2 separate regions of the Homo sapiens genome follow, and region 1 is linked to region 2. The links are chromatin loops, found by intact Hi-C in ENCODE. Cell type or tissue: Caco-2. All regions are shown on one strand.

Region 1 (2,500 bases), 100 kb before region 2:
GAGTAGCTGGGACTACAGGCGCCCACCACCACACCCAGCTAATTTTTTTTGTATTTTTAGTAGAGACGGGGGTTTCACCATGTTAGCCAGGATGGTCTCGATCTCCTGACCTTGTGATCCAAAAAGTACTGTGCAGTTTTAAAATCAGAATGGTGATAAATATATAAATTAATTTGGGAATAATTACTACTTTTGCAAAATTCAATCCTTTGCTGTCCCTCTAGATTAATTTTAGTCTCTTTTTTTTTTTTTTTTTTTTTTGAGACAGAGTCTTGCTCTGTCGCCCAGGCTGGAGTTGGAGTGCAGTGGCGTGATCTCGGCTCACTGCAAGCTATGCCTCCCGGGTTCACGCCATTCTCCTGGCTCTCAGCCTCCCGAGTAGCTGGGACTACAGGCGCCCGCCATCATGTCTGGCTAATTTTTTTTTCTTTTTTTTTTTTTTTGTATTTTTTAGTAGAGACGGGGTTTCACCGTGTTAGCCAGGATGGTCTCGATCTCCTGACCTCATGATCCGCCCGCCTCGGCCTCCCAAAGTGCTGGGATTACAGGCGAGAGCCACCGCGCCCGGCCTAGTCTCCTTTATATAGGTGTTACACAATTTCTTCATTAATATCGTATTTATGAGTCACCTATAATGTGCAAGGCACTGTTTGTTCTTGTATGCTGGACATACAAGAATATGTCCCTGTTTTCATGAAGTTTACAATCTAGCTGGGGAGGGAGACAACATTTTTAAAAACAAGTAGCCGAGTGCGGTAGCTCACGCCTATAATCCTTGCACTTTGGGAGGCTGAGGCGGACGGATCATGAGGCTAGGAGTTTGAGACCAGCCTGACCAACATGGTGAAACCCCCTCTCTACTAAAAATACAAAAATTAGCCAGGCGTGGTGGTGCATGCCTGTAGTCCCAGCTACTCAGGAGGCTGAGGCGGGAGAATCGCTTGAACCCAGGAGGCAGAGGTTGCAGTGAGCCAAGATCGCACCACTGCACTCCAGCCTGAGCGACAGAATGAGAATCTGTCTCAAAATAAAACAAAATAAAATAAAATAAAATATGACAATTGGTGACAAGTGTTATAAGGAAAATAAACCTGGGTAAGAGCATAAAGAATAAAAGGAAAGGAATGCTATTTTACATAGGCTGATCAGGGAAGGCCTTTCTGATAGGTAACACTTCAGCAAAAACTTAAAGGAGGTGAATGAATCAGCCATGAGGATATCAAGGTAAAGAGCATTGCAGGCAGTAAGTACAAAGTCCTGAGGCTCAAGCATAACTGGCTTGTTTGAGGAACAGCAGGAAGCTAGTGTGACTGAAGTACAGGTGATAAGATCTGAGTGGTAACCAGGGATCAGGTTATATAAGTCCCTGTAGGTCATGGGAACGATTTTGGATTTTATTCTGAGTGGGTTTAAAAGACACTGGGAGGTTTTAAACTAAGAAGTGACATGTCTGATTTATTCTTTTAAAGGATCAGTCACTTTTATGAGGAGAATAGAATGGCAAAGGTGGAAGCTGGGAACTCAGTTAAATCCAGGAGATAGATGATGGTAGCTTGGGCCAGGGTGGTGGTGAGGGTAATTTGTGCTCAGAACAGAAAGAAGTGAGCCAGGGCCTCTTCCCTCCAGAGGCATTTACCAAGCAAAAGGTGTTCCTTAAGTGAGAGGGACACATGAGACAATGAGTTAGTGACCTGCAGCCACCAGGAAAGTAGACCCTGGACTCTGGATATCTCTCTCTCTGTGTGTGTGTGTCTCTGTCTCTGTCTCTCTCTCTCTCTCTCTCACACACACACACACACACACACACACTCTCTCTCTCTCTCTCTCTCTCTCTCTCTCAACTAGGATTCTGTTGTAGTCTTTGCTCCAGGGGTCATTTGCCCAGCCCAGGAAACAACTGATAGGCAAGCAGTGCTTTGGGGTGGACACTGGGAACTGAAGAAAGCAGCTGAAGCTGTCCACCAGCCAAAGGGGACTCCTAGTGCAAATTACACTCTTGTGCAGAGAGAACTCAAAGGACTACACTCTGGAATATGGAAACAAAAAATTCCTCAAGCTTTGTTTCCAGACCACTAATGCTTTCAGGTGAGTCATGACTAAGGCAAGCTTAGAGAGAGGCCAGAAACCCAGAGAGGTTAGCATAGCATGCAGGGATAGCTTTTAACCTTAAGGTGTTTGACCATTCCAAAGAGGTATGTGAGAAGCTGAGCTGCTCATTTGTTGGTTTATGGGGCTGGGGGACAAAAGGTGGAATCTAAGGTGTACTGTTCCCTGCTTTGGGTTTGGAAACTAGATAGCTACACCCTAGTAGTAAGGACGAACCAGAAGTAAATTAGCCTTCATGACCTCTATAGATCAGATTTATCATTTGAATGGCCCACAAAATACCAAGATTTAAACTTGGAATAAGGTAATCCCGTACTCTTCCCATACTATTAGTGCCCCAGGCACTTGGTAAGGAACAAAAAAATCCTTTCTGGGAAAAGATAATATTATTCCA
Region 2 (2,500 bases):
GTTTTTTTTAAGACTAGTCAAGTGCAGAGTGAGAAGGGGGGAAAGAGTAGAACAAGGAGTTTGATCAGCCTTGGTTTCTTTGAATCTTGATTTTTGTCATCCAGTTTATTGTGCTGATTCAACAAAGGGCCTTGAAGCTAATGTTGGAATGTTTTCAGACATATAGGAAATGATAATTCATCAAAAGTCATGGAGACTATATTCCAAAAGTTTTATGCAGATATAACTCAGCTGTTGAGGTATATGAGTTAATACCACTATAAATTGACATGGCCAGGAAAGACTGAAGTCCATTGCCAGCTTGCTTTGTGTTGAACATTACTCCAAAAGAGATTAAATTTTAAGGCATATTGTGTCAACATAAAGGCAAAAGAGCTGGCTAATTCTTCTCAAGAAATCAATTAATGGCAGGGCGCGGTGGCTCACGCCTGTAATCCCAGCATTTTGGAAGGCCGAGGCGGGCAGATCACCTGAGGTCAGGAGTTCAAGACCAGCCTGACCAACCTGGAGAAACCCCGTCTCTACTAAAAAATACAAAATTAGCCGGGCATGGTGGCGCATGCCTGTAATCCCAGCTACTTGAGAGGCTGAGGCAGGATAATTGCTTGAACCTGGGAGGCGGAGGTCGCATGAACCAGTATCACACCATTGCACTCCAGCCTGGGCAGCAAGAGCAAAACTCCATCTCAAAAAAAAAAAAAATCAATTAATGCACGCATAATATAGAGACAGAGTCATTGTTACCATTCTCTTATTTTGCCTTTGACAAGTTTATATTGAGCATGTTATCAGGCAATGTGGGAGATTCTGGAGAACCAGGTTTGCCTCATAACTAGGGTTACCATATACTCTAGTTTGCCTGGGGCAACCCTGATTTATGCCTGTTGTCCCAGTGTGATTATTACTAGTGTAATTTTTCACTTTGAGAAGTGTCCAGGTTTGGAGGATAAATTATCTTTCTAATAATTGATACCCTTCTCATAACCTAACGGGTTCCTTTTAGTATTTTATCTGGGTTAAAATTACCAGCTGTAATTTGGCAGCTCTAATAAGACTGCAGCAATACTTATCTTCCATTTGAACAGATTGTTACTTGACCAAGGGAAGTTAATAGCAAAAGTAACTGCAGGGCACATGTATGTCATGGGCAAAAAAAAAAAAGTAACAGCAATTAAGGTTTGCAGGTACTTAGAATTTTTCCTGAGCCACCCTCTAGAGGGCAGTGTTACATATATATCTGTAATTATCCAGTTACAACAAAAAAAGGGCTCTCATTCATGCATGAAAATCAGAAATATTTCATACTCTTAAAGAACACATTGGAACCAATATTATGATTAAAACATATTTTGCTAAGCAAAGAGATATTAAAAATTAATTCATTAACATTCTGAACATTTTTTAACTTGTAAAAACAACTTTGATGCCTTGAATATATAATGATTCATTATAACAATTATGCATAGATTTTAATAATCTGCATATTTTATGCTTTCATGTTTTTCCTAATTAATGATTTGACATGGTTAATAATTATAATATATTCTGCATCACAGTTTACATATTTATGTAAAATAAGCATTTAAAAATTATTAGTTTTATTCTGCCTGCTTAAATATTACTTTCCTCAAAAAGAGAAAACAAAAATGCTAGATTTTACTTTATGACTTGAATGATGTGGTAATGTCGAACTCTAGTATTTAGAATTAGAATGTTTCTTAGCGGTCGTGTAGTTATTTTTATGTCATAAGTGGATAATTTGTTAGCTCCTATAACAAAAGTCTGTTGCTTGTGTTTCACATTTTGGATTTCCTAATATAATGTTCTCTTTTTAGAAAAGGTGGACAAGTCCTATTTTCAAGAGAAGATGACTTTTAACAGTTTTGAAGGATCTAAAACTTGTGTACCTGCAGACATCAATAAGGAAGAAGAATTTGTAGAAGAGTTTAATAGATTAAAAACTTTTGCTAATTTTCCAAGTGGTAGTCCTGTTTCAGCATCAACACTGGCACGAGCAGGGTTTCTTTATACTGGTGAAGGAGATACCGTGCGGTGCTTTAGTTGTCATGCAGCTGTAGATAGATGGCAATATGGAGACTCAGCAGTTGGAAGACACAGGAAAGTATCCCCAAATTGCAGATTTATCAACGGCTTTTATCTTGAAAATAGTGCCACGCAGTCTACAAATTCTGGTATCCAGAATGGTCAGTACAAAGTTGAAAACTATCTGGGAAGCAGAGATCATTTTGCCTTAGACAGGCCATCTGAGACACATGCAGACTATCTTTTGAGAACTGGGCAGGTTGTAGATATATCAGACACCATATACCCGAGGAACCCTGCCATGTATAGTGAAGAAGCTAGATTAAAGTCCTTTCAGAACTGGCCAGACTATGCTCACCTAACCCCAAGAGAGTTAGCAAGTGCTGGACTCTACTACACAGGTATTGGTGACCAAGTGCAGTGCTTTTGTTGTGGTGGAAAACTGAAAAATTGGGAA

The links. A loop is a pair of places that touch in the nucleus more often than their neighbours do. Peaks named below come from ENCODE experiments on the same cell type or tissue, not always from the same donor. Only the 100,000 strongest peaks of a DNase experiment are listed, where the experiment ranks them.
Region 1: it touches region 2 in a loop (2.3-fold over the local background); 2 of 110 quality-filtered maps call a loop at or near these places.

Annotation. Positions count from the first base shown.
Region 1 is chrX:123,778,802-123,781,301 of GRCh38, forward strand. No RefSeq gene overlaps it. Among named protein-coding and RNA genes, the nearest start is that of THOC2, 47 kb to the left of the region's middle. In Caco-2, no CTCF peak of the experiment used is centred here; DNase peaks (open chromatin) are centred at 1,280, 1,870 and 2,150.
Region 2 is chrX:123,883,796-123,886,295 of GRCh38, forward strand. It overlaps XIAP (X-linked inhibitor of apoptosis), which reads left to right. Exons shown (of 7, transcript NM_001167.4): 2 at 1,836-2,500. The coding sequence starts at 1,868. Among named protein-coding and RNA genes, the nearest start is that of XIAP, 25 kb to the left of the region's middle. In Caco-2, a CTCF peak has its summit at 1,237 (motif pointing right); no DNase peak of the experiment used is centred here.